Regions from separate parts of the Homo sapiens genome. Here region 2 is linked to region 1. The links are chromatin contacts, found by Hi-C or POLR2A ChIA-PET in ENCODE. All regions are on one chromosome and are shown on one strand. Each heading gives the region's core, a stretch centred on a gene start or an enhancer-like site at or near the end of the contact. The rest is flanking DNA. Distances are from core to core; before and after follow the strand shown.

Region 1 (7,478 bases), core at 2,265-4,764:
GAATGACCAGCCCAGGATCCAGTAGGACTTGCTGGAGCCACACAGAGGCCTTGCTAAACTAAAATTATGAATTCGCAGGCTGTGCTACGAACCCATTAGGCTATGTTGCTTTAAACTCGGGTCAGCCAACCAAAAGGTGGATGCAAAAGACTTTCTTTAAACAAGCCAGCAGCTTGAGGCTTGAAATAGAACAGAAAGGGAATTCACAGGACTCAACCTTGTCTTCTGTCTGGAGCTCTTGAGACCCAAGGATACTGGCCAGGCGAACCACACTGCGATAAGAAACAGCAGCTGAAAGTTTGTTTTTGGAGCCACCAGATCCAGTGGGTGGACTGTGTCTTGAAATAGAAGCATCTCAAAGGCCTGTGAATCATTTCTTAGTGCCGGCCTGCAAGGTTTCATATCCTGTTCTCAGAGCTACCTTGGGTGCTGTATGTATATGTATGTGTGTGTATTGTTTTCAGGGTTGTTTGCCTAGGATTTGGTTTTGAAACTTTTACTTTCTTTTAATAGCTTTTTTTTTTTTTTTTTAAGCTGGAAGAATTTTTCAAATGGTTTTTGCGAGAAAGTTCAAACCCTGGAATGACTAAGTCGCTGGAAGAATTTGGACTTTGTGAGGGGAATTTGCACTTGGTATGAATCACCCAGTCACTGATTCCTGCAGTGAGAAGACCTTTCGGAAAGCTTCTGGGTCAGCCCCCTCGTACACATGGGGAAACCGAGGCTCAAGGAGGGGAAGGACTTCAGCCAAGGTCCCACAGCATGTCTGTGGAAATGACAGGACTGGAATCAGGTCTAGCTCCTGGAACAGCTTTGGATTTGCAAGAAGCTCTCAAGCACCCAGTCTCCATAGGTGGGCACATTTTCCAAACAGTAGAGGAACAGAAAGAACAAGAGGGTTCTGAGGAGTTAGAACTCACCATAGAGTTATGGAAGGAATGGGGAAGGGATTGCCGGAAGGTATTTTATATGAAATAGCTCATTTAATCCTCCCCAGGATCCTATTAGGCAGTGGTTCTAAACTAGGGTTGATTTTGCCCCCAGAGGACATTTGGCAAGATCAGGGGACATTTTAGGTTTGTCACAGCTTGAGTGGGAGTTGCTACTGGCATCTCTTGGCAGTGAATACCCTATGTGGTAGAGGCCAGGGATACCGCTAAACATCCTGCAATGCACAGGACAGCCTCACAACAAAGAATTATCCAGCCCAAAATGTCAATAGTGTTGGGTCTGAGAAGCCCTGCTATGCAGAGGGCGCTTGTATATACATATCAATTTAACAGCCAAGAAAGCCGAGGCTCAGAAAGTGTAGCCACTCGCTAGCCACGTGGTCTTGGGCAAATTAGCCTCTCTGTGTCTCAGTTTCCTTATCTGTAAAATGGAGGCAACAGTACCTCTGTTACCTAAATAAACATTTGTAAAGCACTTAGAATGGTGCCTGGCACATAGTGTTACATGAATGTTTGCTAAAAATATATAAACAAGCTTACCCAGGAAACACGGAAAGTAAAAGAATTGTAATGAAAGCCCAGGTGAAAAAAATCTAAAGAGACTTAAGGACATGGGGGCTGGAATATGAGAGACCTCCTGGGGGTGTACAGCCCTGTGAGCAGGTAAGGCTGTCCACCGTGTGACATCCTATGTTCCCTGCCACCCCCCACCACCAGTAGCCATGAGGTTTTCCTTCTCAGACACTGCTACCTTAAATGCACTTCATCTTTTTAGGTTAAAATGATATGCACTTCAACATGAATCTCCTTGGCAAGTATCTGACACAGTAAGCCACTATCAGTCACTAAGAATAATTCAGGATAAATTAGTTTTTCAGTTGCCTCCCAACAAATAGGCCGAATGCAGGTTATACTGAGAGTGGAAGGTAAACAGAGGCTGACAGCTTAGTGTTCAGAGGCAGGCTTAGGACAGTGCTGGCAGGTGCACAGTTGTCCTCAGCAATCCTAGACCATCAGTCATTCCCCTACCAGCCAGCACCACCTAGAACAGGCCTCAAGTCTGGGCCCTGCCTAGCTTTGCACCCCCTTTCAGAACCTGCTCCTGACCCTCCCCCACCTTCAGCTCTCCTGGTCTTTTTACTCAGTCTGGGGCCTATTCCCTACTTTCCCACTTTGACCTCTAATCCTGTCCTCAGTCAGAGCCCAGATTCCTCCACCAGCTGCTGAGACCTGCCAACTTGCTAAGTGATTGCCCTACTCAATGCTGAAGGCCTGACATATCAGCCCGGCTCTCTCAGCAAGCCCCAGGGCTGTGAAGGAAACTGGGCAGAGGGTGTCACAAGAGTGGAGGGAGAAAAAACCAAAGCAAGGGTCACCCATATCTCTACTCTGCCCAGAACCCGCCTGCTACGCCTATTCATTAGAACATTCATGGCCATTTACCGAGCTCTTTAAGCTATGAGTCTTGCACACTTACAACAGCTCTCACAGCTGTGCCCCACTCCCCCATCCCTGGAGACCTACAAGGGCCCATATTAACTGTATTACTTCTCTATTGCTGCTATAACAAAATGACTACAAACTTAGTCACTTAAAACAACTTAAGTTTATGCTCTCAAACCAACCTGATCTCACTGGGCTAAAATCAGGGTGTTTGCAGGGACTTCCCTTTCGGAGAATCTGGAAGATAATTGATTTCCTTGCCTTTTCCAGCTTCTGGAGGCTGCCAACATTCCTTGGGTTGTGACCCCTTCCTTCATTTTCAAAGCCAGCAACATGGCATCTCTCTGACCCTGTTTTCGTGGTTGCCTCTCTTTCTCTGACTCTTTTCTGCTGCCCTCTCCCACTTTTAAGGACCCTTCTGATTCCATTGGACCCACCTAGATAATCCTGCATAGCAACCTTCATTCCATCTGCAAACTTAATTCCCACTTGCCGTGTAACAGTACATTCACAAATTATAGGGATTAGGACACAGACATCTTTGGAGGTGACTATGATCCTGCCTACCATGTTAACCAACCCAGAGTGGCGGGGACCATACAACCCAGAGAGCTTGTGCTCCTTCTCAAGGGAGCAACTGCTGCTCAGCTCCAGCTGTCATCATCATGCATCAGTATGGGTTCAGTGTGGCTGAGTCTGCCAATATTTCAAGTGAAATCAGAAAATTGGACTTTCAGGTGAAGATTTCCAATTCTGACATCACTGTGCAGACCAAAAAAGAACAAAAAATCTCATAGGCTAGATATAGCCTGAAGCCACCCAGGTGTGACCTCTGGGTCCACCTCTACCACATCAGCTGTGTGAGATGATGAGATTTCTCTGGCATTTACAGGCTCTGCAGGTTCTGGGGGATGGAGAACCAGTCAGGCCTAGAGGCCAGAGAGAATGTGGTCAGGAGCATAGCGGGTACTGAAGGGGGTGCCTCAGGGGAAAGTTCAGAGGGAGAAGGGACTGACCATCTCCCTAAGGGACTAACCATCACCTGCAGGAAGCAGCAGTGCCTCAAAGGGTACAGGAAATCAGGCTGAGGCCGACCTGAAGAAATCAACCAGAGTAAGGTGGGCTTTATGGCTTGTGACCTCAGAACAAATCAAGCACACTCTTTCTACTTTCAAAAAGTATCAGTTCTTCCCCTCCCCACAAAACTAGCAACATTGGCTGACTGTGAGAAGAGGATGGCAGGGGCCGGGGTGAGAAGGAGGCCTTTCACTTTATGCCTCTCGAGCTTTTTGAGTTTTTAACCAGGTGAAAGTATTACCTACTTAAAACATTAAATTCAAAAGCTTTTATTCATTTAAAAATATTTTAAAATACAATCGATTACATTAGAGGTAAAAACACAAAAGTAGTTGTCATGGTGATGCTACTGCACTTCCATGAAGATGGTATGTGTGGTCATATAACAGGATGGTTTAGAAATGGTGAAATCTTCATACATTTGGCTAATTACTCCGGACCCATCGCCTGTCATTCAAACTGATGGCTGCTTTTCCTTATCCTTACATGCCAGCACTTGAATAAACCAGGTTGGTGTCTTTTGGAGTTCTTTTCCATTCTGACTGGCACAAAGCTAAGGCTCTGGAGTCAGTCGGCTTGCCTCTTCCATGCTGTGTGACCTTGAACAACATGCTTAGCCTCTCTGAGCCTGTTTCCTCATCTGTATAATGGCTTCATAGGCTTTTTATGAAGATAAATGAGTTAATGTGTATAAAGCACTTGAAACAGCACAAAATCAGTGCCCATAAATGTTGACACTTATTATTAACTATTTTCATTATTCTTTTAATCTTGTTTATTTTTGAGTGGGGGGATTATTAAAACCATAACTTAAGACATGTAACAAAACATAAGTAACGTAGGTGAACTAAAATGAAGCGAATTTAACCTCTGGTCCCCCAAATCCTTACAAGCGCCCTCTTAACAGGAGTATCATTGTCTATTTCATAGATAGAAAAACTGAAGCTTGGGGAAAGTGAGTGAGTTGCTCTAGGACACTGAGTTTGGAAATAGAAAAGATAGGAGCTTGAACCGCGTTTTCAAGACTCCAGATCCCATGGCTTTCAACTCGAGGCTGTCCTACAGTATGATTATAAAGTAACAGGTGCTCCTTCCTTATTTGGTCCAAAAGAAAAAAAAATTGCAGGGCTCAGAGGGGAACTTGGCTTTTTGATTTGTTCAGTTTGGGGTCAGCCCTTCCTTGCTCCTGGCCCCAGATTCAGTAGATTCCAGGGTGGGGGGGTCAGGTCAGCAGGTCTCTGGCTTATATTCTGGCCTCAGCTTTGGAGCCAAGTTATTCTCTCCCCTGGGAGGGAGTCAGGGTTGGGGAGGGGGTGTCAGAGCCTGGAGACTGCTGTGGATGTCCCTGGCCCAGCTGTGGCCTGAGCTTTCTCACCAGGAGGCTTTCCCAGCATCCCCACTCTTCCCCAGGCCTTCTGCCATCTCTCCCAATTCTCACCATCCAAGAAGTAGTTGTTGCAGCTTGAAAACATGGCTGCTAGCAAACTTGTGGGTTAAATGCCCCAGGAAGATGGAGCGCACTGCCCAAGCAATTTCCAGGAAGCAGGACAGCCCAGAGGTCAGGAACACTTTGCAGTTTTGAAATTTGGCTCTTTTGCTTCTAGCTCTTCGGTCTTAGGCGGGTGGCTTCACCTTTCTGATGCTTCCGCAACTGTGAAATGGGATGATAATAGTATCTGTCACAAAAGTTGTTTGGAAGCCTGGGCAGCATAGAGAGACCCTGTCTCTACAAATAAGTACAAAAAAATTGGGCCGGGCGCAGTGGTCTATAATCCTATAATCACAGCACTTTGGGAGGACCAGGCAGGCAGATCACGAGGTCAGGAAATCGAGACCATCCTAGCTAACATGGTGAAACCCCGTCTCTACTAAAAATACAAAAAAATTAGCTGGGTATGGTGGTGGGCGCCTGTAATCCCAGCTATTCAGGAGGCTGAGGCAGGAGAATGGTGTGAACCCAGGAGGCGGAGCTTGCAGTGAGCCGAGATTGCACCACTGCACTCCAGCCTGGGCGACAGAGTGAGACTTCATCTCAAAAAAAAAAAAAAAAATTTGCCAGCTGTGGTGGCATGTACCTGTGGTTCCAGCTACTCGGGAGGCTGAGGCAGGAGGATTGCCTAAGCATGAAGGTTGAGGCTGCAGTGAGCCATGATCAGGCCACTGCACTCCAGCCTGGGCAACAGAGCAAGACCCTGTCTCCAAAAAAAAAAAAAAAAAAGTTGTTGGGAGAATTTTTAAAAAGAGATTTATTGGTGTTTAATTTACATACTAGAAAATTCACCAATATTTATGTATATAATTCAATGATTTTTAGCACATTTACAGAGTCGTGCAACCATCACATCAATTCCAGAATACTTTCATCACCCCCACATAAAACCCTGTATCCATTAGCAGTCACTCCCCTTCTGTCCCCCAGTCCCAGGCAACCATTAATCTACTTTCTGTCTCTATAAATTTTTAGAAATTTATAGAAATTTCTTTTAGAAATTTCACATAAATGGAACTGCACAGTATGTGGTCCTTTGTGTCTTGCTCCTTTCATGTAAGCATATTTTTTGAGGTCCATCTATTTATTGTGTAGATTAGTAGTTCATTCCTTTTTTATAGCTGAATAATATTCCATTGTATGAATACACCACATTTTGTTGATCCATTCATCAGCTGATGGCCATTTGAGTCATTTCCACTTTTTTGCTATCATGAACAATGCTGCTGTGAACATCCCTGTATGAGTTTCTGGGTAGACTTGTTTTCATTTCTCTTGGGTAGAGATCTAGGAGAAGAACTGCTAGGTCATGTGATAAATTGCTGTTTAACTTTTTTTTTTTTTTTGAGACGGAGTTTTGCTCTTGTTGCTCAGGCTGGAGTGCAACGGAGCGATCTCAGCTCACTGCAACCTCTGCCTCCTGGGTTCAAGTGATTCTCCTGCCTCAGCCTCCCGAGCAGCTGGGATTACAGTGGGATTACAGGCATGTGCCACCATACCCGGCTAATTTTGTATTTTTAGTAGAGACGAGGTTTTTCCATGTTGGTTAGCTGGTCTCGAACTCCTGACCTCAGGTGATCCGCCCGCCTCGGCCTCCCAAAGTGCTGGGATTACAGGCGTGAGCCACCACACCCGGCTGATATTTAACTTTTAAAAATGGCCAAGCTGTTTTCCGAAGTTTTACCTTCCCATCAGCAGCATATGAGGGTTCGCTGAGATAATTAAACAGGATTATTAACACAAAGTGCTTGGCATAGCGCCTGGTCATAGTAAATCCTCAGTAAATGATAGTTAGCACTAACAGGTTTCAATAGAAACAGGAATAGTTACAGTACCCAGAGAACGGCTGCCTTCTTCCCTGAATAAAGTGGATCTCATAACCACAGTCACTCTGAAAAAACTGACCAAATTCTTTTTTTTTTCCCCCTGGAAGTATGCTTACATTATTTGTGCTCTTTAGCCTGGCATTCAAAGCTCTCCAGATACCCCACCTCCATCTACTTCTGCAATCCTGGCCTGCACCTCTCCACCTCCTCGCTCCTGCCCAATCAAGTGATCTGCACCTGAGCAGCTTTGTTCATACCATTCTCTGCCCCCTTCCCTCCAGTCTTTCTCCTGCCCTGTCTTCACGTACCAAAATCTCATCTGGGCTGGGCATGGTGGCTCATGACTGTAATTCCTTTGGGAGGCTGAGATGATAGGACTGCTTGAGGCCAAGAGTTTGAGACCAGCCTGGGCAACATAGCAAGACCTCATCTCTACACAATTTTTTAAAAAAAATTAGCCAGGTGTGGTGGCACACATCTGGAGTACCAGAGTTTTTCAATTGGTAGCCACTAGCTATGTGTGGCTACAGAGCATTTGAAATGTATCTAGTCCAAACTGAGATGTGCTGAATTAAAGACACGAGATTTTGATGACTAAGTATAAAAAATAATGTAGGAATAATAGTTTTTCTGTGTTCATCACATGTTGAAATAATGTTTTGAATATATTGGATTAGGTAAAGTATATTACTG
Region 2 (7,478 bases), core at 1,268-3,767, 180 kb before region 1:
ATTTTTGTAGATCCTTCCAGAGAATTTAAAAATAAGCTCCTGTAATCCCAGCACTTTAGGAGGCCAAGGCACATGAATCATCTGAGGTCAAGAGTTCGAGATCAGCCTGCCCAACATGCACCTGTAGTCCCAGCTACTCAGGAGGCTGAGGCAGAGGAATTGCTTGAACCTAGGAGGTGGAGGCTGCAGTGAGCCAAGATGGAGCTACTGCACTCCAGCCTGAGTAACACAGCAAGACTCTCAACAGCAACAACAAAAAAAAGCAAATGTATCTTATTCCTTTTAAGCCAATGAATCAATTAATAACATACTCACTACATACATTGCTTTTTTTCATTTGCCACATCTGAGAGATCATTCCATGTCAGTGCATAGACTTTCCACATTTTTTTTTTACTGTGGCATAGGATGCCACTGTGTAGATGAACCATGATTTATCTGTTAGTCTCCTGCTGATAGACCCTTATGTGGCTTCTACTTCTTTTGCTATGAAAATTAGACATTTTTTTCTTTCAGACAAAAATCCTATGTAACACATAGGATAAAGGGCTGCTAATAACAGCAGCAGCAATTTACTGAACAATTACTATGTGATAAACCCAGAGCAAAAAGGCATCACTTCTGAATTCATTAAACTGAGCCCTATGGGGCAGATACCATTATAACTCCCATTTACACAATATATACAACTAAGGTCCAAAGAAATTAAGATATTTCTCAAGGTCATATAACTTGCAGAAACCAGAGTTGGGATTCAAACCCAAGCCATCAAACTTCAGAGTCTATGCACTTAGGAAATGCATCAAAAATCTGATGTTATGGTGATAGTTTTTTTGTTTGTTTTTGAAACAGTCTTGCTCTGTCACCCAAGCTAGAGTGCAGTGATGCAATCAGAGCTCACTGCAGCCTTGAACTCCTGGGCTCAAGTGATACTCCCACCTCAGCCTACCGAGTACCTGGGATGTGCCACCATGCCTGGCTACTTTTTTTCTCTTGTAGAGACAGCATCTTGCTGTGTTGACCAGGGTGGTTTAGAACTCCTTTTTTTTGAAATAGAGTTTCCCTCTTGTCACCCAGGCTTGAGTGCAATGGCGTAATCTCGGCCCACTGCAACCTCCACCTCCCAGGTTCAAGCAATTCTCCTGCCTCAGCCTCCGGAGTAGCTGGGATTACAGGCACGCACCACCATGCCTGGCTAATTTTTGTATTTTTAGTAGAGACAGGGTTTCACCATGTTGGCCAGGCTAATCTCGAACTTCTTACCTAAGGTGATCTGCCCGCCTCGGCCTCCCAAAGTGCTGGGATTACAGGAGTGAGCCACCACGCCTGGTTGGTTTAGAACCCTTGGCCGCAAGCAATCCTCTTACCTCGGCCTCCCAAAGTGCTGGAATTATAGGTGTGAGCCACTGTACCCTGCCTTGAATGAATTTTTAAATCTTTTTCCCATTAAGAAAAAGAAGATATAGAAAATTACCTTTTCGCTTTGGCTGGAAGGAGGATATCAGCTCGAGGGAAGGCAGTGGACGGTAATTGGCCTGTATCGCGGGTAACGGGAGGTCTGGCAACACTGGCAACACATCAGGCACCTGCAGGGGACAGACCCATGGGTGGAGAGTCAGTGAGTAGAAGCACAGCTCTCTTTCCTACAGTCTATTCCCGGGAGCATTAACTGGACATCTTGCACAGGAAGATCCAGGTTGGAGGGGGCCACAGTCATGTCTGACACCACCTCAGTCAGGAAATAAATACAGATGAGCCCATCACAAGAGAATAATGCAGAAAATTCTTATTTGCGGTACCATATACCCTGACAACCAGTGAAGCCCAGAGGAAATTACTGCACACTGAAATTCAACATGCCCCCCAAAAGCAAGCTAAGGAAAACAGTGGCAGGGCAATCCTCTGAGCTCTGCAGGGCCAGGTGCTCTGGGTGGGAAGCCACCAAGGGGCTGAAGGGGTTACCTTTCTCAGCTTGGCTAAATCAGCTCCAGCCGGCTTCTCTGACTTGGTTTTGTTCACCTTGGGTAATTTCTGAACTGAGTCCAAGTTTTTACCAGTGCTTTTAGAGTCATTTTTTTTAAGTCCTTTATCTCCAAGTGCCGTGGCTGAAGTTTTCACAATCTTTTTCTTTTTCTTCCGGGGCTGGTCATAGCTGAGGTAGGATTCAAAAGACATGGTTGGCTGCTCGAATTCATCCTCCATATCTGTCTCCTCAACTTTAGGGAGGGAGCCCAGTGACTTTCTATCCAAATTAGTTTTGACTTTCCCTTCTGGAGTCTTTAGGTTGTTAGAACCCTTCTCTTTTACCTTGGGCAACAGGTCTCCTGCTCCTTTTCCTGTGTCAAAGCTGTCCAGACCTTGCTTGCTTTTGTCCAATTTGGCTTTCTCTGGGTCTCTGTGCTTTGGCTTTTTCAGGTGGTTGTCTGAAGCGGCCTCTGAGGGAGGCAAACACTTCTTCTTCAGGCTGCTGCCCTCTCTGTCCTTCTCTTTCTTTACGCCACTAGAGGGCGGTTTCTCCCTTGCATTGTCCCCTGAGGGTGGCCTTCGGTTCTCCTCTTTGGAGAGGGCCTTGTGTGATTTCTCTCTGCTCACCACAGAGGCCTTCTCATCACTCTTGGCATCCACGGGGCGTTTGTCCTTGTGGGAAGATTTGTGCTCCTTGTTTTGACTCACAACCCCTTTCCCATGGGGTTCACCCAGGTGTCGTTCTTGGCTGGCCCCGAGTCTGTCCTGAAAGGCATTGCTGTGGCCTTTCCCAGGCTTCTGGTGTGAAACAATGGGCTCCTGGTCCTCCTCCAGGGATCTGTAGTGGTCGACGTACATCTGATGAGGACTGGTACAAGATGGAGGGGATTGAACATGGCCATAATCAGAAGACTCAGGGTCTGAAGAGTAAGTTGGTGACATTCTGTGACACCTCTTTCTCTCATCTCTCCTCTCATGACCGTGAGACACTTTGTGAGGTCTCTCGAGCTCCGAGAGTTTCCTATGTTTCTTCTGCCTGTGGTCAGGGCTATAGGATCGGCTCCCCGTGGCTTTCCAGGTTTCTTGGTAGTCCCCCTCCATCTCCTCCTCCTTCTGCAGGGCATCCCGAGGGCGCTTTCGGGAATTGCTCTTCTCAAAGTCCTGTTCATCAGGCTCAGCATTTCTAAAATAAAAGAAAAAGCAGACAAAGTAGGTCTAAATCTTGCTTCTTGAGGGACAAAGTCACAGAATCTGAACTCACCAAAGAAGTGAAGATGCAGAGTTAGAAACAACAAGGTCTTAAGAAGAAGATAAGTAGGTTATGCTTAAAGATACTCAAATCTTAAAACTGGGAAAACCCAAATGAGAAATGGTGAGTTTAACCACAAGATGCAAAGATCAAATATCTCATATACATGAAAATGTGGAGATTTATTAAAACATGGGGACATGTTTAATTTGTTATATAAAATGGGGGCTGCTCACTATTTATCTAGTTCACAACTTAAAAAAATGCCATTTAAGGAGCAGTTAGAAAGAAACATACCAGGCCAGCCGCGGTGGCTCACGCCTGTAATCCCAGCACTTTGGGAGGCCGAGGCGGGCAGATCACGAGGTCAGGAGATCAAAACCATCCTATCCTGGCTAATACGGCGAAACCCTGTCTCTACTAAAAATACAAAAAATTAGCCGGGCGTGGTGGCGGGTGCCTGTGGTCCCAGCTACTCAGGAGGCTGAGGCAGGAGAATGGCGTGAACCTGGGAGGCGGAGCTTGCAGTGAGCCGAGATCACGCCACTGCACTCCAGCCTGGGCAACAGAGCGAGACTCTGTCTCAAAAAAAAAAAAAAAAAAAAAAAGAAACGTACCAAAATGTTCATAACGTTTGTCTTTGCGTGATAGAAATAGGAAATTTTGATTTCTATTTTTAATATTTTCTAATATTCTACAATGATCATGGATTATTTTTTATAATTGAGGCAAAACAATTTCAGAAGGCAAAAGAGAAATAATAAAGAAAACCTTTTCTATCTGTAAATTTAACCATGAAATTGAACAAACCTAAAGAGAAATGTTCTTACCGTTCCACAGGAACCAGCTTCTTCCACTGGGCCACTAGGTCCCTGGCAAAGCTTCCAACATGCTCGTGTTTTCGCAAGCTATTTACTGTTTTCCCAACCCCAGTCTCCTAAAATTTGACAAAGTAATTGTTAGAGGGGTCTGGAACTAGGCTAACGTTTTTCTAAAGAAATAAGGCTTTCTACTTTGAGAAACTCAACAAGCAATACTTCCTTCCTACAACATACCCTGCAAATCTTAACACTAAATTACTTTGTGTCTATGCCCCAAATCTCTAATGACACACAGTAGCAAAGCGTACCAAGTTCAGAACTTTAATAACAAGAGTGATTAGGGCAGGTGTTAGGCACTAAGATAAGAGCTTTGCATACAGTTCTGAATCAGTCTTTACAATAACCCTGTGAAGCAGGAATCAGACCCATTTTACATAGGAACAGCCTAAAGTCATAGAACTCAGATTTGAATCTGGGACTAATTGATGCCAAAGTCAATGTTCTTTTAATTCTAATTTTGAAATAAAGTCATTTAACAATATTCACCACTTTAACTAAAGTACATAATTCAGTGGTTTCCAGAACATTCACAATATTATATAACCATTATAACCATCTAATTCCAGAACATTTACATTACCCTAAAAAGAAATCCTGTTCCTCCCAATTCTCCTAGCCCCTGGCAACCACTAATCTACTTTCTGTCTATGGATTTGCCTATTCTGGACATTTCATATAAATGGAATCAGACAATATATGGCCTTTTGTGTCTGGTTTCTTTCACTTCCAAAGCCCATACTTGTAACCTTATTCTACACACTCTCCAGTGAGAAGGGAATGGGATATCATTATATAATATTTAAAGTCACACAGTTCTTACCGCAAGAATGTCTACTGTAATAGGCAGGGTGGAGAGTTTCTTCAAATATTTCAATAGCTGCAGAGAAGAAAACATTAATTTCAATAGTCAAATTCACTTTAACAAGAATATCTGATTATTAAGTGCTTAGTGCTAACCATTTACAGTAATGAGTATAAGTATTATGCCTATTTACAGTAGTAAGTAATATCCCTATTTTACAAGTATGAAAATAGGCTCATAAAAGTTATGTTTCTTGTCCCAAGATGCAAGTGGGGCAAGATTCACTCAGGTCTGTGGCTTTAGATTCCCTGCTTTCAACCACTGTGCTACACCAAGGGGAAATAAGATGTAGAGAAGAGAATCAAAACTTACCAACTCTGATAAAAGCCATCAACAACTATCATTTTTGCCCTAGTTTTGATAGAATTTATGAGAAAGGTACCAATTTTAGGGGAATTACCCATGGACCTGGCACAGAGGAAGTAAAAGGAAGAAAAGGCCTCTACAGGAAAAGACCATCATGTTTCCAGAAGGGCCACAGTGTTTAACAGAATTGTTTTCTTCTACATAAGTGTAAAGCCAAGAGTAATTTCAAGTTGCCAGAATCAGAGCTTGGATGTTAACGGTGGACACAAAATGCCTGGGTAGATTAGAAAAGTGATCTGGGTTTGATCACATTTCCTTCCTATAGTTCCTAAAACTAGGTCAAAATCAGTACAGCAGAGCTGTTAAGATGGAGTTCTGGAGTCAGAGACAGGCTTGACAATCTGGCTTTGTCACTCGATGAGTGATCTTGAATAAGTCAAAAACCTCCCCAAACTTCAGTTACTTCATCTGCAAAATAGGAACTTGGTCCTGTCTCTACTTCACAAACTATGAGGATTCAGAGACAAACCATGTGCAGTCCTTAGTCATAGTGTCTAGAACACTATGAAAGCTCACTAAATACTTATCATTTCATTCATCGACTGACAGCTTTCAGCGTTCTGCCCTTGATCTTCAACCAGATATTCCTCAGCCAATTCCTACTTGCTCTAACAAAAGTTATGACTGGCCAAACCTTTCTCTAGGAAATGTCTACGTGTATCTAAACATACTTACCATACAAGGAGTGCTTCAAAATACAAGTAGTTTAAAATAGATAACTGTGGTTACCTTTGCATTTAAATATTATATAACAAGATCTGCTTTTACCATGTGTGGCCCAGACTATAATTGGTATGCCATATTGCTATTAGGTGGAGTAACAAGTCTGTTTTTCTGGTCATTCTACTTCAATCATTACTTAACATGGTCACCAGACAGAGCAATTGGATCACAAGTGATAATCTTGAGATCAAGTAAGAGGCCAAGTGGCATATCTAGGGAGTCTCACCTTCATAGATGAGTGAAAATTATCCCCCACTTCAAATCCTATCACCACCATCATCCAACTCAGGAAAAATTTTGTGTTTCTTGCCACCCAAGCTATGGGTGCAAAGACTAATGCCAATTCCTTCACTTAAAGGAAAATTTTAAATCACTGAAAAGGTCAAAAACAAGTGGTTCTCTCATAATGCCATTCCTTGGAAGGGGTAGGTTGGGAATATTCACATACCATCTATTGTGTGTCAGCTACTACACTAAGCTCTTACACGTTACCTCATTTCATTCCCACTAACCAACTCTATAAAGTGGATGTTATTCTCCCCATTTGACAGATATTGCAACTGAACCCAATCAGGTTAGGTAACTTGCTTAACAAGCTGGAAAGTCAAATGTGTCTACTACAGTTAAGTAAAGCCAGGAGAAGCATCCAACATCAGAACACTGTCCTTAGGAAATGAAAATAGAGCGGCAGCACATATACTTCTTAGCATACTTGCAAGAAAGCAGAAAAACTCCTCCTGTGATGTCATTAGACAGTTCAGAACCCACATAGTAAAGGAGGTCACCAAGGGAACAAAGGTGTCCCAGGACCTCTACAAAGCCAACATATAAGGATGAGGCTGGAAGTCACTGTGGGTGTGTTTATCTCAAAGCCTAGCACTAACTGGAAGAACAAATCCTGTCTTTCTGCTTTACTTTGGGTTATTAGGGGTGATTTAAAAGCAGACAAAACTAAAACCCTCAAGATTTTCAGACTCATTTAGTCTAACACAAGAGAAAAAAGGACTTCACAACCCCTCTATTTTCAGTAAATTTCAAGAAAGAACAAAGCAATAACAAGGCAAAGGCACATTGGGCATCCTCAGGTGGATCGAAACTTGCTGTTATCAAACAAGATACCAACTATAGAGCTTGTAAGAACTGGTAACAGGCAACTGAGAAATATCAAACATTTGCAAGGTACATGTTGAGGCATCTCAGTTGTCCCCTGTACAATCCTTCAACCCAAAAAAGCAAAAAATATTTTTAATGTCACCTGCCATCAAAATGTTCTTGGTAGCTTTCACAGTGAAAATGTAACACAGGACGAGGATCCTTTTTTTTTTTTTTTTTTTTTTTGGAGATGGAGTTTTGCTCTTGTTGTCCAGGCTGGAGTGCAATGGTGCCATCTCGGCTCACTGCAACCTCCGCCTCCTGGGTTCAAGAGATTCTC

The links. Hi-C counts contacts between places; a loop is a spot of excess contacts on that map. ChIA-PET counts read pairs that join two places held with the same protein, here RNA polymerase II (POLR2A). Pooled maps may share reads with other maps.
Region 2: a pooled map shows a loop between it and region 1 (2.3-fold over the local background). The contact joins two enhancer-like sites. A Hi-C loop is called at or near these places in 1 of 168 maps with a recorded cell type or tissue (dorsolateral prefrontal cortex), 1 of 37 single-sample maps with no recorded cell type and 2 of 50 pooled maps. POLR2A ChIA-PET finds 5 or more read pairs at or near these places in 7 of 52 experiments (A673, AG04450, GM12878 and 4 more).

The regions. Positions count from the first base shown.
Region 1 is chr1:23,570,390-23,577,867 of GRCh38, reverse strand. It overlaps LOC124903876 (a long non-coding RNA gene), which reads right to left. Exons shown (of 3, transcript XR_007065537.1): 3 at 4,168-5,121. It overlaps LOC107984928 (a long non-coding RNA gene), which reads left to right and starts at 161. Exons shown (of 2, transcript XR_007065540.1): 1 at 161-441; 2 at 535-1,432. RefSeq lists an enhancer at 3,022-3,111. Within about 2 kb of position 3,514, at least 5 of the 41 ENCODE cell types and tissues checked have a DNase peak (open chromatin) inside an H3K27ac peak, as active enhancers do.
Region 2 is chr1:23,746,515-23,753,992 of GRCh38, reverse strand. ELOA (elongin A) reads right to left here. Exons shown (of 11, transcript NM_003198.3): 2 at 4,916-4,972; 3 at 4,045-4,151; 4 at 1,963-3,148; 5 at 1,475-1,586. Among named protein-coding and RNA genes, the nearest start is that of ELOA, 6.8 kb to the right of the region's middle. Within about 2 kb of position 2,517, at least 3 of the 41 ENCODE cell types and tissues checked have a DNase peak (open chromatin) inside an H3K27ac peak, as active enhancers do.